2 separate regions of the Homo sapiens genome follow, and region 2 is linked to region 1. Evidence: chromatin loops called from intact Hi-C (ENCODE). Cell type or tissue: PC-3. All regions are shown on one strand. Links, peaks and the distances in the headings refer to the core of each region. The heading gives the core; the rest is flanking DNA.

What was found. A loop is a pair of places that touch in the nucleus more often than their neighbours do. Peaks named below come from ENCODE experiments on the same cell type or tissue, not always from the same donor. Only the 100,000 strongest peaks of a DNase experiment are listed, where the experiment ranks them.
Region 2: it touches region 1 in a loop (8-fold over the local background); 104 of 110 quality-filtered maps call a loop at or near these places.

What each region holds. Positions count from the first base shown.
Region 1 is chr10:26,720,389-26,733,130 of GRCh38, reverse strand. It overlaps PDSS1 (decaprenyl diphosphate synthase subunit 1), which reads right to left. Exons shown (of 12, transcript NM_014317.5): 7 at 9,214-9,325; 8 at 9,008-9,117. Among named protein-coding and RNA genes, the nearest start is that of PDSS1, 29 kb to the right of the region's middle. In PC-3, for the core only: CTCF peaks have their summits at 3,936 (motif pointing left) and 6,831 (motif pointing left); no DNase peak of the experiment used is centred there; H3K27ac peaks cover 989 bases.
Region 2 is chr10:26,875,057-26,887,798 of GRCh38, reverse strand. It overlaps LOC124902398 (a long non-coding RNA gene), which reads left to right. Exons shown (of 2, transcript XR_007062093.1): 1 at 1-28; 2 at 394-1,911. Among named protein-coding and RNA genes, the nearest start is that of ABI1, 20 kb to the right of the region's middle. In PC-3, for the core only: a CTCF peak has its summit at 5,593; no DNase peak of the experiment used is centred there.

The DNA.
Region 1 (12,742 bases), core at 2,015-10,014:
TTCCTGAAAAGTGAAAGATTTTCTAAAAATCTATTTCTTTTTTTGGAGACGGAGTCTCTCTGTCACCCAGGCTAGAGTGCAGCGGCACGATCTGGGCTCACTGTAATCTCCACCTCCCAAGTTCAAGCGATTCTCCTGCCTCAACCTCCGTATGCCACCACGCCCAGCTAATTTTTGTATTTTTAGTAGAGACGGGGTTTCAGGCTGGTCTCGAACTCCTGACCTCAGGTGATCCGCCTGCCTCAGCCTCCCAAAGTGCTGGGATTACAGGCGTGAGCCACCGTGCCCGGCCTAAAAATCTGTTAGTGAACATTTTAATGGATTAAAATGTGTGGAGCACATATGATGAACACTTTGTATGATTTGAGTTAAACCTCACAATATCCCACAAATATGGATTATGTGGTTGGTGATGATAAAAGCTAACAATTTCTGAGCGTCCACTATGTGCTAGGCACTGTTCTGAGAGTTCTCACATCTTAAGTCACTTATGAAGTTCGAGAAACTGAGACACAGACGGTACCAGGCATTACATGGCTCCAACACGCTGGAACCTGAATTTCATCCACATGGTCTGGCTCCAGACACTGTTCTCTTCATCACTTCAACACAGGAGTGCTGCTTCTATGCTGGGCAACAAAATAGAACCTCCAAGAGGTCAAGGAATGTGTCCAAGTAAGCATAAAGCTGCAGTCTGTCTGCACTGTCCCCTCTGTGCCCACACATGCTGAACAGAGCTTATTTAGTGGGCAGCTTCTGCCTGACACATGGCGAAGGGACATTACTGCTCAGATTTCAACTATCCCAGATTTCCCTGGGGTAGCATAAAGACCATGCCAGAGAGTCCTGCTTCCCCATCCCAGGTCAGTACTGCCTAGATCTGTAGCAGGAAAACAGAAAACAACTGCCACAAATTGGACGCAACATAGCACAACATACAAGAAGGCAAAGAGGTGCACAGACTTGCGCTCAGCATCAGAGGGATGCCTCACATCTTTCCGGAAATGGGTGGAGCATGAAGAATGATTAAGTCAAAGAAAGTGGAGCTCGGCTGACTGTTTTGTTTGAAGCAGATGCTGCAGCCAGGCTGTGCTGTGCGTATGCACTTCTTTCTGGGGAAGGTTCACACCTTGCATCACATCCTTACAAGCCACGTCTCAACGAGACTGGGAAGGGCTGGGCGCAGTGGCTCACGCCTGTAATCCCAGCTACTTGGGAGGCTGAGGCAGGAGAATTGCTTGAACCTGGGAGGCGGAGGTTGCAGTGAGCCGAGATCGTGCCACTGCACTCCAGCCTGGGTGACAGAGTGAGACTCCGATAAATAAACAAATAAATAAATGGCCCTTAAGCATCTGAAAAATGTTCCACCTCACTCAGAAAGGAGAGATGTAAATTAAAACTCCACTGCAATACATTCTCCTCTACTGGACTGGCAAAAACTCAAGCGTGTAATGGCACATTTAGTTAGTAAGGCTGTGGGAAAAGAGGTTCCGAAAAGCTGCTGGTGGAAACACATACTGGTACAGACCCAACAGAGGGAAATCTGGTGGTGCCTAACAAAACCACATGTGCAATTACCCCTAAATTCACCCTGCAGGCACTCCTCTCACAACACAAAAATAGGTTTATGCACGATCAGCCCTTGCAGTAGTGTTTGTAATTGTAAAACTGGAAACCTAAATGCCCATGTATAGAAGATTGGCTGAATAAACCATGCTATGTCCACATAATGGGATCTGATACAGAGGCTTTTAAAAAAATTTTTAAATTATTTATTTATTAATTTTTTTGAGATGGAGTCTCACTTTGTCGCCCATGCTGGAGTGCAGTGACGTGATCTTGGCTCACTACAACCTCCACCTCCCGGGTTCAAGCTATTCTTGTGCCTCAGCCTCCCGAGTAGCTGGGATTACAGGCACCCACCACCATACCTGGCTAATTTTTGTACTTTTAGTAGAGATGGGGTTCCACCATGTTGGCCGGCCTGGCCTTGAACTCTGGTCTCAAGTGATCCGCCTGCTTTGGCCTCCCAAAGTGCTGGGATTACAGGTGTGTGCCACCACGCCCAGCTAATTTTTGTATTTTTAGTGGAGAAGGGGTTTCACCATGTTGGCCAGGCTGGTCTCGAACTCCTGACCTCGTGATTCGGCCGCCTCAGCCTCCCAAAGTGCTGGGATTACAAGCCCAGCCCTGATACAGTGGTTTTAAAAATGAGGAAGATCCTACAAACCAATGTGGAATCATTTTCCTAATAAATTGTTAACTGAAGAAATGCAAAAGGAAAGCAGAGTAGTCTAGGGTACTACTTCTTGCTGTGAGAAAGAAGGGAAGATAGCATACTTGTGTCTGCCTGTTTGTGCTAAACGAAACCCAGGAAGGAGGAACCAGAAGTGAACGAGACTGCTTACCTACAAGGGGGTAGGGGAAGAAAACAGGGCAAAAGGGAGAGTTACTGTATTGTATAGTTCTGACTTTTGGAGCTACATTAATGTCTTTTATTTTTTTTATTATTATTATTTTTTTAGACAGAGTCTCACTCTGTTGCCAGGCTGGAGTGCAGTGGTGTGATCACAGCTCACTGCAGCCTCGACCTCCCAGGGCTCAGGTGATCCTCCCACCTCAGCCTCCCAGGTAGCTGGGACTTCAGGTGTGCACTACCACACCCAGCTAATTTTTGTATTCCTTGTAGACAGAGGTTTCGCCATGTTGCCCAGGCTGGTCTCAAACTCCTGGGCTCAAGCAATCCATCTGCCTTGGCCTCCCAAAGTGCTAGGATTACAGGCATGAGACACTGTGCCCAGCCACGTTGTTTCAAACATTCAAAACAACAGCAACAATAACAAAACGCTCAAAACCAAAACACGAAATCAGCAAGAATGAGAGGGAATCCCTAAAGTGGAATAAAAATGAATCCAACTAGGCTGGGCGCGGTGGCTCACACCTGTAATCCCAGCACTTTGGGAGGCCGAGGTGGGCGGATCACGAGGTCAGGAGATCGAGACCATCCTGGCTAACACCATGAAACCCCATCTCTACTAAAAATACAAAAAATTAGCCGGGCGTGGTAGCGGGCACCTGTAGTCCCAGCTACTCGGGAGGCTGAGGCAGGAGAATGGCGTGAACCCGGGAGGCAGAGCTTGCAGTGAGCTGAGATAGTGCCACTGCACTCCGGCCTGGGCGAAAGAGCAAGACTCCGTCTCAAAAAAAAAAAAAAAAAAAAAAAAAAGGAACCAACTATTAACCCATTTATGCTGGAGGTTGCAAATTTGTTTTGTGAAAAATCAGACCTTGGTAATGACCTTGAGCAGTAGGATAGAAATAACTCCACAAGCTTAGCATTCCAATAATGGAACACTAGGCATAAATGGGTTAATATATTCCAAATAATAACACAACCACACTGATACGTAGAGAAAGGTAACTTTTGAACAGTGCTTTGATTCTATTATCCTCAGGCCCAAGACAAAAGGAATGATAAATACTGAATTCTAGCTACTGGGTTTGTTTTTCACAGAGATATGAGTCATGAATTTGTAAACTCCTATGGTATATTCTCAGATTGTGCAAATAAATACACCGCGGAGAAGAGGAGCCAGGTCTCTCACTGTTTGGGAAGGGGGTTACAAATATGGAAAGATGGAATCCTGGAATAAACCACAAATCCTGTGGTGTTAGATGGATTTGGAACTATCTGTTTGATACCTCGTGGTTTTGAATAAGTATGGATGGGTACAGAAAGATATACACGTATCTACCTACATTACATATAATACATACATGTATTTCCTAGCTCTGTCCATTGAGTGGGTCTAGAAACGATGACACCCAGTACTCAAATTCTGGTTTCTTAACACCATTTTCCACCAAAAGGAATGTGGGCTCCTTGGAGAACAGTGAATAACAGGGCTGAATATCTCCTGCCAGAAATGGGGTGCTGAAAAAATGATGGAGGACACAGAGCCAGGTTAAAGGGCCTCCCCTACTGGCCATACGTTGGATAATTGAGTATTAAAATAATGACAGTGTTATAATCTACAGAATAAAATAAGATGGCTGGGCACGGTGACTCACGCCTATAATCCCAGCACTTTGGGAGGCCGAGGTGGGCGATCACTTGAGGCCAGGAGTTTGAGACCAGCCTGGGCAAAATGGCAAAACCCCGTCTCTACTAAAAATACAAAAAAGTCATCCGGGTATGGTGGCAGCCGCATGTAATCCCAGCTACTCAGGAGGCTGAGGTGGGAGGATCACCTGAGCCCGGGAGGTGGAGGTTGCAGTGAGCTGAGATTGCACCACTGCACTCCAGCGTGGGTGACAGAGTGATACCCTGGCTCAAAAAAAAAAAAAAAAAAAAAAGATACAGAATAAAATAAGAATCCAAGAGCCCATACAGTTAAGAGCTTCCTTACAATGGAATACCAACTCTTCAGCTCTTTTGAGAATGAAATAATAATAACAAAAAAAATAGGATACCAACTTTCTTGTAGAAGAGTGATATAGAAGAAATGATGAAAATAGAAAAACAGCCATTTGACAACCATCAGAATAATATTTACATAATCTGAAAATACTTTGCCCAAAATAGGTTAAAATAGTAATTTTAGATTGAAGAAACCTGGCAGACAGTATCTTTTTTTTTTGAGATGGAGTTTCACTCTTGTTGCCCAGGCTTGAGTGCAATGGTGCAATCTCGGCTCACTGCAACCTCCGCCTCCCGGATTCAAGCAATTCTCCTGTATCAGCCTCCAGAGTAGCTGGGATTATAGGCGCCTGCCACTACGCCCGGCTAATTTTTGTATTTTTAGTAGAGACATGGTTTCACTATGTTGGCCACGCTTGTCAAACTCTTGACCTCAGGTGATCTACCTGCCTCGGCCTCCCAAAGTGCTGAGATTACAGGTGCCCGCCACCATGCCCAGCTAATTTTTTATAATTTTAGTAGAGATGGGGTTTTACCATGTTGGCCAGGCTGGTCTTGAACTCTTGACCTCAGGTAATCTGCCCACCTCGGCCTTCCAAAGTGCTGGGATTACAGGCGTGAGCCACTGTGCCCGGCCCGACAGTATCCTAATCAAGCGATCCAGGCATGCATCACCAGTAATGGGACAGACAAGACAGCACGCGCCTCCTGGTATGAGGAGCTGAGGACAGCACCGCTCTTGTGGTATTCCTGCCAAATATTCATAACCTGGATCGAATCTTGAGAAGTATCAGAGAAGCCCGACTGAGAGGCTCAACAACATAACTGGCCTGCACTCTTCCAAATACCAAGGTAATGAGAGGCAAAGAAAGACTGTTCTAGATGACAAGAGACTACAGAGTCATGACAGCAAAATGCAACGTGAAATCCTGGACTGGATGCTGGAACAGAAAAATATGTTTTCCCTTTCGTTATAACAGTTCACAACTGGCAAGATCTGAATGAGGCCTATAGATAGATATGAATATTGTAAAAAAAAAAGAGGCCAGGTGTGGCATGTGGTGGTGTGCACCTGTAATCCCAGCTACTCGGGAGGCTGAGGTGGGAGAATCACTTGAACCTGGGAGGTGGAGGTTGCAGTGAGCTGAGATCATGCCACTGCGCTCCAGCCTGGGCAACAGAGCGAGACTCCATCTCAAAAAAATGAATTAAAAAAAAAAAAAAAGAGTGTTCTGCTAATGTGACCCACAATATGCAATTCTGTAGTGGTACTCTGAGGCTTTGAAAATCAAGTAATAGGAAGAGAGCCCATTAATTCCAGGCCACAAGCAGCCCTGGAGAAAATAGAAATTCAGAAAAAAAAAAAAAAAGAGAGAGAGAGAGAGAGAAACAAGGCAGGATTACCATACCCAGCTCTGGGTTCAAGTCTCAACTCAGCTACTGTCTGGCTTAACAACAACTGGACAGGCCCTCTGACCTCTCAGGTCTCATTTCCACCAGATTTCCTGGGAAACAAGCCACTGTCTTTATTAGTAAACTACAAAATGTATTTTGCATGAGTACAAAATGTATTTTGCAAGTGAGTAAGTATGTAAATAAATAAGTCATCTTTTGATAATAACATGAATTCTGGTTTGTTTGTTTTTTTTTTGAGAGACTCTCGCTCTATTGCCCAGGCTGGAATGCAGTGGAGTGATCTTGGCTCACTGCAACCTCCACCTCCCGGGTTCAAGCGGTTCTCCTGCCTCAGCTTCCCAAGTAGCTGGCATTACAGGCGTGCACCACCACGCCCGGCTAATTTTTGTATTTTTAGTACAGACGGGGTTTTGCCATGTTGGCCAGGCTGGTCTTGAAATCCTGGACTAAAGTGATCCACTCGCCTCGGCCTCCTAAAGTGTTAGGATTACAGGTGTGAGCCACCGTGCCCGGCCTAAAATGGATTCTATTTTAATATCAGTCAATCACAAAACAATCCCCCTAGACAGCCCTCTCTTAGATTTTAATATTATTTTCACTAAAAAAAGGAAGGGAGATGAAGAAATGGTATCCTTAGTAGAATGCAGCTTGTAAGTTTCCCTCCAATTCTCAATACATTTTGCAATCCCATTAGTTCTTCTTCTGTAATAATTCTGCTCTTTCAGTTCTCCTCCTCCCCTCTTTTTGGTGTGTCTAATTTGCTTTGCATGCATTTATTTGGAGCTCGCATGGCTTTGCATTTTAAATACCAAGAGTACGTAAAAATAGCCATTTTGAATCCATAACACCTCTGGAATATTTCCACCCATAGGCACTTAAATATAGAAACTTTTATTCAAATAGCTCACACTATCATTTTGCTTTATTATTCTAAGAGCTGTGGAGTTTAGGAATAAACCACATGAAAAGGAGGTAGTGCTGGGACGATGCCAGCATGCCCCCTAGTGGGCAGCATGAAACATTTCATTTTTAATAAGGGTCCAGCCACGTTAACATGTTCACTGTTCGTTCAGCTGCTAATCTTTGAAGAATGAGGTGCATATCTTTATAAAAGAATTCCTGTGCATTATCTTTGGCTTCTTAAACAGAAAACAGTGACCACAAGGAAACCTCTCTATCATGACTCAGGTCCATTTCTTTGGACCCTTTGTAAGCTTCCATCACTGAGTGAATTTCTGTGCTAGCTCCAATTTGGTGCCGCCCCACCCCGTGCCTGCAGGATGTCTGCATGGTGCAGACAGTAAGTCTTGGTGTTTCCAATTCCAATAGTCTCACTACTACTAATGCTTCTAAGACTTTATTTTTTAAACATTATTTTTAAGTAGAGATGGGGATCTTGCTATGTTGCCTAGGTTGGTCTTGAACTTCTGGTCACAAGCAAACCTTCCGCCTCAGTCTCCCTAAATGCTGGGATTACAGGTGTGAGCCACCTTGCCTGACCATGCTAATGCTTCTAAGTTTGCAGTCTCAAATTGTGAAATTATCAATGAGCCTCACTTAACACATCCTCTTAAGGATAAATATTAGTAAGTAATATTAAGGCACCCTAATGTGTTAAGAGGATGGATCCTGACCTTCAGGGAGAGTTGGGCCATCAAGGGCATGATAATATGTAAAGGATTACTGTAAAAGTGTTAGAGCACCCACTTAAAATAGGCTATTCTCTTATTTAGCATCTCGTGTCTATACTTTCTTCCATCTCACTTTAAAAAAAAAACCCACATAATTTCTTGGAAATAAAAACATAATAGCCCTTTTAATAAAAAGACAAAAGTGGTCGAGACTGTGGCTAGCATGTTCTACATAATTCACATTCCTTAAAGTTTCTATTAGGTCTTTTTAGGAAGAAAAGATTGTCCTCATTCTTTTCTGCCTTGCAATTATACATTTCTTGACACTTTTCAAAACAGAGACACTAACAGCAAGAGACTTTTTCATCTGAGAGGTCTGAGCAAAAGCTCTCTTTACCTGTTAATTATGTTAGGAGTCTATCATGACAGCAATTGACATGCGACCCTTACAGGTCTTCCTTATTTTGTGGCTGTAATTACATGGGAATGTCATTTGTCCAGGTTTTGTCTCTGTGTATCTGTCAGGCTTAGAGATGGGCAGATAAACAATTCTATGGAGAGACTGCTTTTCATTCTTGGACTAACGATGAATACCACACATTTGTCTACGGATTAAAGGTATTACTCATTAAAAAAAAAATGTATACATGTGTATGCACAGCGGAGGGAGGGAGAAAGCAAGGGGAAAAACAGTTATGGCTTATACTCAATTTGTACTCTGAAGAAATAGGACTTGTTTATATTTCATGTAAAAATATTAGAAGGATTGGCCAGGTGCAATGTATTGGCCAGGTGCAATGGCTCATGCCTGTAATCCCAGTACTTTGCAGGGCCAAGGTGGGTGGATCACTTGAGGGCAGGAGTTTGAGACCAGCCCGGCCAACATGGCAAACCCCCATCCCTATGAAAAATACAAAAATTAGCTGGGTGTGATGGCGCACACCTGTGGTCCCAGCTACTAGGGAAGCTGAGGCAGGAGAATTGCCTGAACCTGGGAGGTGGAGGTTGTAGTGAGCCAAGATCACACCACTGCTTTGTAGCCTGGGCCACACAGCAAAAGACTCTGTCTCAAAAAAACACAAAAAACAAAAAAACAAAAAAAAGTTCATAGAATGCTAGTACAATCTAACAGATATCTTTTCCTGAGTAAATATTATATTAAAGAACAGAGCACTTCATTTCTAAAAGGTGAAGTGTCAGAAAGAGTGTGTGTGATATCAATCATTAGAGAAATTATGATAAATTGTTCAAAATGATACAGTTTGGCAATCAGATTGGGGAAGGTGCGGGAAAGCTTATTTTGATTGAATTCTTGGGAAGAAAAGATGAAAAGTCAACGCCTGCATACCAAAAGAAGATGGCAAAAATGAAAACACAGCAGAAGTCCTCTATTGTTTGGGGATGTCATTCTTTTCCTCATTAACCTCTTGGGATTTTTGGGTACTATTTTAAGATTCTTCACCGAAATATTTTCTAGGAAAATTAGCTCCCAAAAAAGAGCTATGAGGCTTTAACTTGAAGAAAGACAGAACGTACATACTGCTTTACAACTGTTGGCTATCAGGCTGGCGGTCTTCTTGAATGTCTTCTCAAGGTAGTGTGCAAATCTTTCATTCTCATTTTCTTTTGACCCGAGCTGAAGAAATTCACCTATAAAGAAGGAAAGGAGTCATTTGAGAGGTGGCTTTATTGCCTGGCTAAACACCAGGGTTGAATAACAAAGAAGAAAAATCAGAATCAACGTACCACGCACCAAATCTTCAATAACTTGGGTTAAAATAGATATAACAGTTGTATTTCCAATTCGTGCCAGAGCTATAGATGCTGCAGAAAGAATTAAATCTCCAGCAAGAACAGCCTAGAAAAAGACAGGGGGAAAACAGAACGTTCTGAAAAATCCATCAGAGCAGTAGAGCCAATGATGAAACTGACTGGAAGGGAGCTTCGTGGAAGTGGGGGCTCATCTTGGATGCAGGGTTTTTTACCTTCTTCTTCCTCAACAGGAGTCCGTAACAATCAGTTACAGATTTGGAACAGTGTTTGAACTGGACTGGCTCTCAGAGATGACCATGTCACTTCCCAGTTCGTAATAATCAGTTACAGATTTGGGACAGTGTTTGAACTGGACTGGCTCTCAGAGATGACCATGTCACTCTTCCCAGTTTCTAATAATCGGTTACAGATTTGGGACAGTACTTGAACTGTATTGGCTCTCAGAGATGACCATGTCCATCTCCCCAGTTGACACCTGAAGAAATCAATGCCTGGAGAGGGAGAGCAGCTTCACTCACCAGCCCCACCAAAATGCAGCTGCCTTCAGTTTCACTACACTGGATGTTCATTCTTCCTTTGTGCCTTTCCACTTACTGTTCCTTCTGCTCAAAAAGTTCTGCCCCCTTCTTCACTGAGTGGACTTATTTGCATAATTGGTTCAGATGCCACCTCTAAGAAGTTCCCCCCGATCCCTCAGTCTGGTCAGATGCCTCCCTTTTGTGCGTGTACAACACCCATGCATGCTGCGACCATCACACCTTGCGTACCAGTCAGTGATGCTCTAGTCTCTATGCTCCCAGGGCAGTGGGGAGGGTGGAGTGGAGTGGGAGCTCAGACTAGGAATCATCTCAGCTAGTACTGAGCACACCCCAGAGCATGGCACGATACATGTTATTTTCAATAAAAATTAAACCAAAGAATTTTGGCTCCAAGTGAAATGCTTTTTGTACTATGTGACACTGCCCCTCATTCCTAGACAAAAAAAAAAAAAAGTTTTTCCATTGAACACTAAGCAATCAACATATTTCCAGTCTTCTTTAGACTGTGATGGATGTCTACACTGTATTAGCAACTAGTTATAAACTACTGCATAAATAGTTGAATTATATGCTATAACCAAATACACCCTATATATCACATTAATTTGCATATTTAAAGATATATATTACATTCTTTTTTTTTTTTTTGAGAAAGAGTCTTGCTCTGTTGCCCAGGCTTGAGTACAGTGGCATGACCTCGGCTCACTGCAGACTCTTCCTCCTGGGTTCAAGCAATCCCCCCACCTCAGCCTCATGAGTAGCTGGGACTACAAGCGTACACCACCACGCCCAGGTATTTTTGTATTTTTACTAGAGATGGGGTTTCACCATGTTGGCCAGGCTGGTCTCGAACTCCTGGCCCCAAGTGATCCAACTGCCTCGGCCTCCCAAAGTGCTAGGATTACAGGCGTGAGCCACCACACCCAGCCGTAAGTGTTACATTCTGTAGTAATTAGTCATAAAGGCTAGAGTTCACAGAATTTTTAACATAACTATTTAGGTACTTATTGTCTTAGGTTCTTCAGTATCTAAACAGTGATGTTCATTGTGTTTACCAATTAATCACCACTTTATATAATATACATATTATGTAAGACATCCTGATGTAAGTATATGCCTATAAAGTCATTTTACAAATTATGATATATAGGTACCCACTTACATTCCCCGACCCAGCCCCTACATCATTAGCAGCTCAAGGCTCGGGATCCTTTGGCCTTTAGTTCCTTCTTCACCTGGCCGGGGAGATCCTAGAGACCAAAGGTCCAGCATATGACATGGAAGCCACAGGACTGTGACGGCCAGGGGTGGGAGTTAAAGGAAAGAAGTGCTAGGAAGCCCAGGCCAGGCCTAACAAGGGCTCACCGAGGGGGCACTGTGTGTGGGGGGTTTTGTACCGGTAACATAGCAGTTGTGGGTCAGAGGCAGAAACAGGTAGGAACTGGCAAGTAGCCCTGTGCTAAGCAGATGGCTGTCAGAACTGAAAGAGGCAGGTGAAGGCGGCACATGTGTCCTTGACCTGCCCTCAGAAAGAGGTCCCCAGTGGCAGAGGCAGACACACAGGGGCTAGCCAAGGCGGAGACCATCATTTGTTCTCTTGATCCTCTTCCCCCGCCCAAGGCTCCACATAAGGCTTTAGGACTGGCTATGCCTGAAAACAGATACAGCTGACGGCAGGGATGGGTCATAGAGTTACCCACATCCTCTCCAAATCTAAACGCCATCTGCTTTTTGGCCAACATTCTGATGTACAGAATTTAGTCAACAGGACGTAAAACCTTTTAATCTAAAATTTGAAATAAAAGGCATATAAATGAAATTGCAAGACTCGATTTCAAAACAGTCATTTATGTTCAAATAAAACCAGCATGTGAAGATAACAATAAACATATATATATGTATGTGTGTGTGTGTGTGTGTGTGTGTGTATACATATATCTCTTCTTTTAATAAGGAGAATTAAATAGGAATGAACCAGGAATACTATAAATCTATGAGAGAAAAGGAGGTGAGGGTGGGGTAGTTGTTTGCACAAACTTTTTTTTTTTTTTTTGAAATGGAGTCTCACTCTGTTGCCCAGGCTGGAGTGCAGTAGTGTGATATTGGCTCACTGCAACCTCCCTCTCCCAGGTTCAAGCGATTCTCCTGCCTAAGCCTCCTGAGTAGCTGAGATTACAGGTGTACGCTGGCTAATTTTTGTGTTTTTTTAGTGGTGACAGGGTTTTGCCTTGTTGGCCAGGCTGGTCTCGAACTCCTGACCTCAGGTGATCCACCCACCTCAGCCTCCCAAAGTGCTGGGATTACAGGCATGAGCCACTGCGCCTGGCCTGCACAAACTTTTTGTTTGTAGAGCACGTGTGTGGTGATGGCGATGGATGCCTGTGCATTTTCATTCTCATCTGTTCAACTTTATTCTCATCCTTCAACCCAGGATCTATGCATCCTCAAACCAAGTCCCTGTTTCCCATATTCCCAATGCTAATAATATAGAAATATGCTTTAATATATACATATATGAACCAAACCCAATTACAGAACTTCTATTTCAAAAGACAGAATTTTCATGGCAGAACAGTATCTCTCTGAGGTTTCTTTTTTCTTTTATTAGTTTTATTTGTTTGCTTTGGCATTTATATGCAGCACTCAATTATACAAATGTTTAAAAAATTAAACTGAATCTGGGTAATCTAAGCCCAAAAGTAAAACGTATGATTCCTCATGAAATACATTTTTTGGACACCCATGAAAATCCCTTTCCTTATAACCAAAGGAATTCTATTAGAAATACTAAGTTTATTTTTCCATGGTATTTTTTATTATTTATTTATCAAATATCTGTATTTGGACAAGACATGAATACTTTTTTGAAATTCAGAAGACCACATTACATTTGAGCAAGCATATTTTTAATGAGACAAATCTGAGAAACAAATGCGGTCCGAAAAGTGTGTGATTCAGTAAGA
Region 2 (12,742 bases), core at 1,948-9,947, 150 kb before region 1:
ACATGGAGGATACAGCCAAGTATCAGAGGTGAGTGGCCAGGCAGCCAGTTGCTCTTCTGTCTCATCCCCTCTGCATGAACATTGTGGGGAGGAGGTCTGGGTGATAGCAACCATTTGGAGTCTCCTCCTTCCTCACTGGAGAATAGCAAGACCTGAGGTCTGCAAGGACCCCACCATCTTGCCTTCGTTGGGGGTTCCTCAGCAGCCAACCGCCTATGCTCCGGGTCTTCAGTTCTGATTTTGATGATTCCTGGGGATGCTATAGAGTTGTCACCTGCCTTGACAGTAAGTGTGTGGGAGCTGGGTTTACTCTGGCAGAAAGAGAAGTACAGGGACTCCTCAGGAGCAAAGCCTCTTCAGGAAAGAAGAGTTGACCTCAGGCGTCTCTTTCAGGAGTGCTGGCTCGCTGCTGCTTCTACACGTCACCGTACTGGGGGAATCCTATGTGAAGCCGCCCCATGTCCTGTCTGCCTGGATACTCACCATGCAGATAGCTCTCTGCATTCAGCAGGGTCTGGCTTAGGCCCTCTCCTGGGGGCCGGAGACCCCTCTGTTCTTCTCCAGACCCTGCAGAATTCTGGAGAGGAGAGGAAGGTGGAACACACACTTTCTTCCTGCTTTTCTAGGTTGCTGGGTCATCTCTCTCCTTCTTTTAGCTACGAACTCACAGTCCACCCACTTCTTCTTCTTTACAAGCCCCTTGGGTCCTCCAAGAACCAAAGTAAAAAAATGCTTTAAAAATGCGCAGGTCCATTCTACTTCCACCCTGCCATGTAGCTTCCCTGAAGTGACGCTGCACAGGTTCTTCCATCTGCTTGTGGGGGAGGAGTTTCATCTGCTTGTGGAAAATAAAAGGCAAGCAAGGGGTACAACTTAATTTTTTTTTTCTTTTGACAACTTAATTTTTTTTTTCTCTTGAGACGGAGTCTCGCTCTATCACCAGGCTGGAGTGCAGTGGCGCAATTTCGGCTCACTGCAACCTCCACCTTCCGGGTTCAAGTGATTCTCCTACCTCAGCCTCCTGAGTAGCTGGGACTACAGGTCCCTGCCACCATGCCCGGCTAATTTTTGTATTTTTAGTAGAGATGGGGTTTCACCATGTTGGCCTGGCTGGTCTCAATCTCTTGACCTCATGATCCACCCACCTTGGCCTCCCAAAGTTCTGGGATTACAGGCGTGAGCCACCACGCCTGGGCGGGATACAACTTAACATTTTTTTTAAAAAATAATATTTAGGAAAAACAATCATAAAGATATTGATTATAAAAGCCCACGATTTTGGTATAAATTTGTCCACCTGAAATAATCAAAGAAAGAGAATCCCATTTCCAAGAGTTTATTCAAATGAAAAGCTGGGAAAACCCTTTCATCTTGGTAAGTGTAGGAGTGGGAGAAATAGCATGCTTAAGTCATTTATTTATAGACAGCCATCCAGTTCTTAGAATATACTCACTGTATTCACACAACACTGTTTTTGAGGCCTACTAATAGTGCTTTATTTGTATGTATGTATGCATATATGTGCACAAATATCTATTTTCTATAGAATATATAGTTAATATAGCTATATTGCATCATGATGAAATTGTGTGTAATTGCTATAATATATATAAAGAAAAATATATACATCTATATAAATGTATAAAATAAACACAATCAGAAAATAAACACACGCAAGCAAAAAACAGATGCAAATACATTTATACTAGGGACCATTGGGTCCTCTTGCCACCTGCAAATACATTTACATAAAATTGTATGTAAAAGCTATGATATATACAGAGAAATATATATATGTATATCAATATAAATGTATACAATAAACACAACCATGTCTTATGCATAAATTCTCCAAGTAAAAGCCATCTAAATTTAGCATACTTTGCAGTACAATAAATGTTGCAAATAAGATCTTTGAAAATGTCCTCTATGGCTTCTTGTCAGGGGAATATTCCCAGGATTTGATGGTTGGGGACATAAAGTATATGCATAATTATTTTCACTAAGTACGAAGAAAATCTCCAAGTGTGTCTGAATCCTTGAGATAAAACATGACATGTCCACATACATTTCCAGTAATTTTGGCATAATCCAAATTTCTAAAATTAATAAACTGATATAAAGTGCTTTCTTTTTTCTTTTTTTTTTTTTGAGACGGAGTTTCACTCTTGTTGCCCAGGCTGGAGTGCAATGGTGCAATCTCTGCTCACTGCAAACTCTCCCTCCTGGGGTCAAGCGATTTTCCTGCCTCAGCCTCCCAAGTAGCTGGAATTACAGGCGCCTGCCACCTCGCCCAGCTAATTTTTTGTGTTTTCAGTAGAGACAGGGTTTCACCATGTTGGCCAGGCTGGTCTTGAACTCCTGACCTCAGGTGATCCACCCGCCTCGGCTTCCCAAAGTGCTGGGATTACAGGCGTGAGCCACCGTGCCTGACCTAAAGTGCTCTTTTGTGTCCTTTATCTGATCACTAATTTTTCTGAGTTTCCCTTCACATCTTTTCAACCTATTAAAGTTTTTCCTACTTTGATTTACCTATTCATATGCTTCTCAGTGTTCTGTTGGATTTCACAAGTCTTTTCTTGTTAATGTAAAATAGTTTCTTAAAAAGAAATCATTACGATTACAGAATGAGTGTTCTGTGTGTCTAAAAATCCTAGTTTCTTCCCGATATTTATTCTCTCATTTTTTGTTAGTAACTATAGCCCCACATATTCAGTTGATAACATCATCATTCATGTAGATACTACACTTCTTAGCCTCCCTTGCAGGTCAGTGTGGCCATGGAACTAAAGTCGGGAAAGTGAGGTAGAGGCGGAATTGTTTGTCTGTGACTTCCAGGGACTTTCCTTACGGGAGGAGGTCTTTTGTTTTTTCTACTCCTTTTTCATGACTGCAGCTTGGGATGCAGTTGTGTTTCCTGGAGCTCCAGCAGTCGTATGTGACTATGAGGAAGTGAGCTGTGTCCTGGGCACAGCTGGGGAGTGCGGAATTTTGATGGCTCACGAAGCGGAGCTGCCACAGCAAACCTGGATGGCCAAGCCTCTGCCTGATTTTACATGAGCAAGAAGTATGCTAACTTCTCTAAGGGACTGTTATTTTGGGGATTCTCTGTCACCTTCAATTGAACCTTATTCTATGTAAGAGAGGCTATACATAGATCTACTCCATAAACACAGATCATAGAGAAGGATCATGAATGACACAGGCAATGTGGCTTTGCCATCATGAATCGGTCAAGATTATTCCATTTTCACTTCTGGGTACCTTGAATGTGGTGTTTGACACGTGTTTCTTTTTCCCTTATCACAATTTTAGCTCATGTAACGACTGCTGGGCTAACCATGGCACATTCTTCCTCTGCATGTACCATACATCAAGGTTCATGTCACTGTCTGATATCAGTGTCATTGTGACAGCCGTAAGAGGATACAGGAGCAACAGTGCAACAGAGTCACCTCTTGCAGCTGATGTATTCCCTTAGGTTTAAGTGAACAGGAAAATAGACAGATTGGCAACAGGGAGCTCAAAAACAGTCTGTCAGATGAGGTCACAGAAACTATGTGCAAATTTAACGTAAAATGCTGAGCTCTGTCCTCAGCTGCATGTGCCTCTGCACAACAGGTTTCTATTCAGGAAGGGCAGCGTAGTTCTTCTCACATTTTTCCCCTTTGTTTTCTCCCAGGCTTCACGGTAAAGCAGAAGATTCATGCTAGGGCATCTGCAGACTGGTCCTAAAGTGCTTTTCTCCACAGGAATGTCACCTGGCCACTGCAGCCAGGGGTCCCAGGTGCCACTGAGGAGGGCTGCGTTCCCATCTTCAGTGAGGGAGAGCTGAGAGAAGGCAGGCAGGGTTCACACTTCCCTCACCCACTTGCTTAAGCAATACATTAAAGGTTCAAACTGAAATAAATCCGAGATGTTACAGAAGCATTTAGAACAGCGTATAAAGCATGGATCACTTTTAAATATTTAAAAATGCACACAAACCACATGAAGCTAACTTTGTTAAAAGTATATGTTCTTTGCAGTAGTAGTTAGTAGTATTCTTTTGTGAGATGGCTTTTTTTTTTTTTGAGACAGGGTCTTACTGTGTTACCCAGGCTGAAGTGCAGTGGTACGATCACAGCTCATTGCAGCCTCGAACTCCTGGGCTCAAGCAATCCTCCCAAGTAGCTGAGACTACAAGGACACACCACCCTATCTGGCTATTTATTCATTTTTTGTAGAGACATGGTCTTACCTGTTGCCCAGGCTGGTCTGGAACTCCTAGCCTAAAACAACCCTCCTGCCTCGGGTTCCCAAAGTGCTGGGATTACAAGACTGAGCCATGGTGTCCTGCTAACATTTTTTTTTTTTTCAAGCAATCACCATTTGGATTCTTAGTTCTCTTAACTTTCAGGTTTTTAACAGTTCAATACACCTTCCAAATGTTCCTTGGAATATTTTTTCTGGTTTAACTATTGGTTTAGGTGATGTCTATGGCCTGTTTTAACGCTAAGACTCTCTGATCTGTATCCATTTGGTTAGAGCACGTATGAGTAAATCCAAGGTTATTCAATGACTTCACTCCAACACCTTTTCTGTGATCTCTAGTTCTACAGTTGCCTAATGATTTTGGGATAAAAAGTGCTTTTGAGACACATACTTTAGAGTCCCTGCTCTGCTAATGCAGAGCCAGTCTTAATTAATAGTTAAAATGACATTGTTTTGCCTTATTCGATGAGATTAACTGAGCAAACATTTATTGAGCAGCAATTATGGACAAGACATTAAGAAACACAAAAAATGATAACCGTCTTGACATTAGGAAGCTTAAGGGAAATACGACATATTAATAAATTACTACAAATTAAGGCATAATATAATAAAATAAGAAGAGAACAAACTATTTTAACAAACGTGTTCTACCACCCGCAATTCCCAATGTGCAGCTTCACTCAGGGGACGTTAAGTTTCTAGGCCAGCAGCTAAGGATGCATTCAGTTTATATTCAGCCTCTCAAAATGCAGTTCTGTAATCACAATACAAAAACAACCAACAACACTTGCCCAAACTTCATTACGTTTCAGGTAATACTAAAAGTCATACAATGCTTATAACATAAAACTTTGTCGTAGAAAGTAAATTCGGCTGGGCGCGGTGGCTCACGCCTGTAATCCCAGCACTTTGGGAGGCCGAGGCGGGCGGATCACGAGGTCAAAAGACTGAGACCATCCTGGACAACATGGTGAAACCCCGTCTCTACTAAAAATACAAAAATTAGCTGGGCGTGGTCGCAGGCGCCTGTAGTCCCAGCTACTCGGGAGGCTGAGGTAGGAGAATGGCGTGAACCCGGGAGGCAGAGGTTGCAGTGAGCCGAGATCGCGCCACTGCACTCCAGCCTGGGAGACAGAGCGAGACTCTGTCTCAAAAAAAAAAAAAAAAAAAAAAAAGTATATTCAATAAACCTTGCGTGTAAAGCAGTAAGAGCTCTTTGCCTACAAAATATAAAAAGTAATTACAATTACTCTTCAATAAATCTGGGTTGCATCGCTATCACTCGCTGACTTGCTCAATTGATCCTCTCAGTCAACTTTTGTCTCTTCCTTACCACTAAGCGGCAGTAAAGACTAAATAATGACGCAGCTCTACTCAAGCGTTCCCTATCCAAGTGAAGTTTTCCCATTATTTCTACTTCTAAAAAAATGAATGTAAGATGGGATTTTAAACTTCCACATTAAAAAAAGAAGAGTGGAGGGAAAAGTATGGAGGGGAGAAATAAAGACACGTGAATAAAACATTTGCTTTACCATTTATCTTTTAAAATGACATGGAATGTCAATTTCAAGATCACTTAATCTTTAAAAAAAAAAAACCCGCAATCTGAACACAGTCCTTACAAACGTGCCAATCGCTGGTTCACTGTGGTAGGTCTCCCATGCTGCCTATGTTGTCACTGAATTACACTTGACCCTTGCATGGGATTACCCTCCACCCTGTGGGTCTTCACTAACTAGAACCCCATCTACTGCATGCTGTGCTCACCACTTTCCTTGCCATCTATTAGCCCCTTCTTCAGTATTTGATCTTCAGGTCACCTCTTCCCTTCCTAGCTCTTTCTAGCACTCTGATTTTCTCTGTCCCTATAGCCTACCCTATTCCAGATCAGCTCTCAGAGACGAAAATGGGGACTTCAGGATGGAGAAATCAAAGGAAGCTGTTATTATAACCCTTCCTATCTTATTTTCCTATAAATTCTCTCTTTCTGTCTTAGTCTCTTTCTCTCTCTCTCTAAGAAATAGAGAGAAATTTACAGAGTAAGAGATATTAGGAAGACAAATTTCTTGGCAGGGTCAGGAAAAGTTTGAAGAGTTGCTGATATTAAAACAAATTTGAATTAAACCTTTTTAGACTTCATAGGTAGCTCCTCTCAAAAAGGTTAAGTTAAAGAATTTTGTTAAGGGCAGATTACAGAATATATGTAAAATATTTGATACTTTTTTGTTATTATTACAATACTAGTCATGTCTATAATATTTTAAAAGTAAAGAATTATATAGTTTATATTTCTTTCTAATCTAGAAACAGATTCTTATTTTAGCTTGGATATTTGTTAACCATTTCACAATCATTGAGATAAAATTAACTTATATTTTATGGAAATTATATTCCCTTATGAAATACCATAGAATTGTTATTATAAATCTTAAGTAAGAGGTTATGTGTTTCATATAGCATTCCAAAAATAAAACCAACAGTATGCTTTGCTTTGCATTATGAATCTATAAGTTATAAAACTTTTAGTATTGCAAATATTGTTACAATAAACAGTTAGACTGAAAATGTGTGCAATTTCACCTAAAAATAGAAAATAAAAGCTTCGTCTTCAGAAGCTATCAAGGAAAATTATAATAAAAGCTATATTTTCCACAATTCAGATTTAATTAATTTTATATATTGCCATTGATTTAAATAGAATTTTAATTTTAGAACCATTTTAGATTTACAGAAAATTTGTGACGATAGTATGGTGTTCCTGTAAAGCCCCAAACCCAGTTTTCTCTATTGTTAATATCTTAGTATGGTATATTTGATACAATTAATGAATCAATATTGATGAATTATTGATATATAAAAATCATACTTGTTCAGAATTCCTCAGTTTATTTAATATTCATTTTCTGTTCCAGGATACAATTTAGAACATCACATTACATTTAGACATTAGGAGAGAGATTCCAAGTTACATTGTGCTGCTGCTCCATTTAAAACTTTGTGTTTGAAAATGTGTAACAAATTATATTTTCCAGTTTTAAAAGTCACATTTTTATATTACAAAATGTTTAGAGTGCACGAGTATGTGAAACACAATTTCATCATTAAAATACTAAATTTTGGAATATATGTTTTCATTACTAGAAAATGTTTTCAACTGTGGGTGTGTGTGGTTTATTTAAGTGTTTTTATGAAAGCATTTGGGAAATCTCCACCCATGAATTGATGTCTCTTAACTTCTACCTGTATTTCTAAGAGTGTCAATTATATACATTTTACAGTTTTTCTATTTAATGCATAAAGTTATTTTTGAGTGCGATGTATATCTTTTAACAATATAAAAGGCATAACTCTCTTCTTTTTACCTATTAAATGGATACACTTTTATTTACTTGTGTTCCAATATCACTGATTCAATTTTTGCAACGTGAATTCTGCTTTCTACTCCCATAAACACATCATTTAATTGCAGTTTTGTTTGTTTCATTTCCTTGGGGTTTTCTTTTTTGTGTACTTCTGCACCATCCGTTCTCTTTCCTAACAGCTTTACTTGAAGTATACTACTTAGTATTGATTGACAGCCTACTCTGTGCCAGTCTTTCCTCTGTAGGACTGGCCTCTACGTCAACACTTCCGGGGCTCTGGCACAAGTGCCACAGGCAGGTCAGCTGGCTCCTTTGTTTCCATGGGCACACCCGTCAGTCAGGTCCTTTTGCAGCTCCTTCAGTTGGCTTCTCATATTGTTCATCCCTTTTGTCAACAGAGTCAATGTTTTCTAGATTTTTCTTAAACAAAAAACTCATGCTCTTTGAAATTTAATTATATTTCTTGAACTGAAATTTTTCTTTTTGTTTTATACTAAAAATATGTTTTTCTTCTTAATTATTCCTTTCCATTTATGCTGTAGGGTGTTTCTAAACCTTCAAAAGTTGTTTTAGATTGTGTTGTTTTAATTATTTTTATTCTGTTACTCATCTTCAAAATAAATTAGATCTGGTGTTTGCCAATACACTGCATGGATAAATTCTTGTTGGCTCTAGTTATTGTCCACCTGATTGCTCCCCAGGCTGGGCTCAACCTCCTGAGCTCAAGTGATCCCCCACCTCAGCCTCCCACCATGCCTGGCCTGGAGCTATTTTTTAATGGGTACCAAGTTTCACTTCGGGAAAAAGGTGGTGATGGTTGCAATAACAGTAAATATACTCAATACCACTGGACTGGATACTTATAAAATGTTAAAATGGTCATTTTCATTTTTGTGTTATATATATTTTACCATAACAGCAAAAATTAACTTTATAAAGTTATATGCTGTTGGAAACTCTGGAAACAGTGGGAAAAGGGGGAAATTCTATTACATAAAAATTAATTTTGCAATGCAGATCTTTTTTTGATAACTCAAGCTTTTGTTTATTTCAATAAAGCCAAATCCAGTAAACTATTTTCAGCCAGGATTAGTCAGAACTAAAAGGTTGGACTGTTTTCCTTCAGAAACTGAATGTTTTTCTTGCCTGCAATAGGCTGGTGTGTTCCAAATAATAATGGAATTGTCCTCAAAACCAGAAAATACTGGTTCGTATATATTTTAGGGCCTGTTTCTGAATTTTCTATTCTTTTGTTCTTATCTCTTTAACTATTTATGTACCATTACCAAGCCATTTTAATTATAGTAGCACTTAAATTGTTTTAATAACATACAGGGCTAGATTTCCTTGTGTAAAATAAAAACTATTTATTGCAATATTGTGGTGATAGTCGAGGATTAAAAACAATTTAAATGTCTTTCAACATGAGACTGACTGAATAATTATGACCAGTGGAATAGCACGAAAAATAATGGGGAAGTTTTTAATGTTTGATATAGAATGATCTCCAGAATATATGGTTAAATGGACAAAAAAGCGGCTGGGTACAGTGGCTCATGCCTATAATCCCAGCACTTTGGGAGGCCAAGCCGGGTGATCACCTGAGGTTGGGAGTTTGAGACCAGCTTGGCCAACATGGTGAAATCCCTGTCTCTACTAAAAATAGAAAAATTAGCCAGGCATGGTGGCGTGCACGTGTAATCCCAGCTACTCTGGAGGCTAAGGCAGGAGAATTGCTTGAACCCAGGAGGCAGAGGTTGCAGTGAGCCGAGATCAAGCCATTGCACCCCAGCCTGGGTGACAGAGCGAGACTCCATCTAAAAAAAATACTTTCTATCAGAAGTGCTTACATTTCTTGAACACTCACCTTTTTTTTTTTTAGACTGGGGTCTCACAGTGTTGCCTAGGCTGGTCTTGAACTTCTGGGCTCAAGTGATCTACCTGCCTCAACCTCCCAAAGTGCCAGGATTACAGGCATAAGCCACTGAGCCCAGCCTCTGAGCACTCACTTTTAAAAATGTATTTATTTTAATTTATTTATGTGTATTTTTTATATTTATTTATTTATTTATTTTTGAGACGGAGTCTTGCTCAGTCAACCAGGCTGAGTGCATTGGCACCATCTCAGCTCACTGCAACCTCCGCCCCCCATGTTCAAGCGATTCTCCTGCCTCAGCCTCCCGAGTAGCTGGGATTACAGGTGCCTGCCACCATGCCAGGCTAATTTTTGTATTTTTAGTAGAGACAGGGTTTCGCTATGTTGGCCAGGCTGGTCTCGAACGTCCGACCTCAGGTGATCTCCCCGCCTTGGCCTCCCAAAATGCTGGGATTACAGGCATGAGCCATCTCGCTGGGCCTAAATGAGTGTTGTGCTAACTACTTTACGGTATTATCTATATTATTTCATTTATTGTTTACAAGACATAGGTAAGTCCTGGCAAAATTATACACCTTGCCCAGGGTCACACAGGTGTGGATAGTTAAGCTTAGATTTAAAAGAAATGAGCGAGTTAGGCACGGTGGCTCATGCCTAGAATCCCAGCACTTTGGAAAGCCAGGGAGGGAGGATCTCTTGAGCCCAGGAGTTTGAGACCAGCCTGGACAACACAGTGAGACTCTGTCTTTACAAAACATTTAAAAATTAGCTGGGTGCAGTGACTCTAGCCTATGGTCCTAGCTACTAAGAAGGCTGAGGTGGGAGGATTGCTTGAGTCCAGGAGGTTGAGGCTGCAGTGAACTATGATTGGATCACTGCAGTCTACCCCGTGTGACAGAGGGAGACCCTGTCTCAAAAAACAAACATACAAAAAAAGAGCAAATAAGGGATGGCACTTCCAGAACAGTGGAGTAGACACCTTCAAAGACCATGGAAGCAATGAGAACACTGGCAAAAATTGCAAAAGTCATCTTTTTCAAAACGTTGGAAATTAAGGCTTGCAATAATCTGAGCAGCATTGATTCAAGAAAAACATCTGAATCTCAGTAAAAACAGGAAGCTTTTTATATTTTAACTTCTCTTACTCTTATCCTTCTCTCCCCAGCTTCACAGTAGCCCTGAAGGTGAACTTGACAATCATGGTAGCTATGAAAAGCAGCAGCATAACAGTTATTTGAGAGGGAGGAACAGGTTTGGTGTAAACCCCCAAACTCTAATCTAAAGAGAATTGTCACAATTTTACCTGACTGAAGGCTCCTGGGAAAGATCCCATTCTCAGGACTCACCTTTATTTGACCAATACATTCCTATCCTCAGGACATTTGTCAAAACCAATCAGTGGCAATGATTTGCAATTGAAGTGACTGAGGCAGTGATACCAATCTGGCAAATAAAAAGCTGAATCAGAAACTTAAAAGGAGACCAGCCTGGACAACATGGTGAGATCCTGTCTCTAAAAAAAAAAAAAAGACAGCTGGGTGTTGTGGTATGCACCTGTAGTCCCAGCTATCCAGGAGGCTGAGGCAGGGCTTGAGCCTAGGAGTTCGAGGTTACAGTAGCCATGTTCACACCACTGCACTCCAGCCTGGTTGACAGAGCAAGACGTTGTCTCAAACAAACAAACAAACAAACGAACAAAAAACTTAAAAGAGGCTCAGAGTAGTGACATGCACCTGTCATCCGAACTCTTTGGGAGGCTGATGGGGGAAGATTGCTTGAGCCCAAGGGTTGACGCCAGCTAGGGCAACATAGTGAGACCCTCATCTCTAAAAAAAGAAAGAAAGATAGAAAAAGGGAAAATCTGGGGAATGAGACCTCTCTAGAAGGCTTTGAAATGCAGTAACAAACACATACACAAACACACACACAAAAGGGAAGAGCAGAAAGAAAATGCAGTAACATACTCTTGATCAAGAGGCAATGAATATCATATTAAAAGTCTTTAAAGAAAATTACTATCAACCAAGAATTGTATACAATTTCACCAATACTATCCTTCACAAACAAAGGAGAAATTAAGACTTTCCTAGCTTTAAAAACAACAACAACAGCAAAACCACTAAGAAAATTTTATCATTAGGAGACTTGTTCTCAAGAAATACTAAAAGGGGATAGGAGGGGTGGCTCATACCTGTAATCTCAGCACTTTGGGAGGCCAAGGCAGGAGAACTGCTTGAGCCCAGGAATTTGAGATCAGCCTGGGCAACACAGTGAGATCCTGTGTATTTTAGAAATAAATAAATAAATTTAAAATTAAAAATAAAATAAAGAAGTCCTTCAGGTTGAAATGAAAGACACTACACAGTTACTTGAATTCACATGAAGAAAGAAAGAGCACTAACTATGTAGGTCAATATAAAACAAATATAAATGTATTTTGTTTGTAACTCTTTCTTCTAACTGATTTAAAAGACAACTGCAGAGATCAATAATTATAAAGCTGCGTTAATGGGCTTATAATGTTTAAAGATGTAATTTGTGACAATAATAGCACAAAGTGGGAGAGGGAAAGGAGCTATATTGGAGCAAAGTCTTGGTATAGTATTGAAGTTAACTTGGTACTAATTGGAACTAGGTTGTTTAAAAATGTTCATTATAACCCACTAGGCAGCCAGTAACAAAATAACACAAAAATATACAGAAAAAGAAACAATAAGAGAATTAAAACAGTACAGTAGAAAGCATGTATTTAACATGAAAAAAGGTACTACTCATGGAATAGAACAAAAAAGGTATAAGCCATCTAGAAAATAAATAGAAAAAAATGTAAACATGTATTACTTTATCAATAATTGAGTGTAAATGGACTAGCACTTTGGGAGGCTGAGGCGGACAGATCACCTGAAGTCAGGAGTTCAAGACCAGCCTGTAATCCCAGAACTTTGGAAGGCTGAGGCTGGTGGATCGCTTGAGCCCAGGAGTTCAAGATCAACCTGGGCAACATGGTGAAAGTCTGTCCCTACCGAAAAAAAAAAAAAGGCCAGGCGCGATGGCTCACGCCTGTAATCCCAGCACTTTGGGAGGCCAAGGAGGGCAGATCACGAGGTCAAGAGATGGAGACCATCCTGGCCAACAACCCTGTCTCTACTAAAAATACAAAAATTAGCTGGGCATGGTGGCGAGCACCTATAGTCCCAGCTACTTGGGAGGCTGAGGCAGGAGAATCGCTTGAACCCTGAAGGCAGAT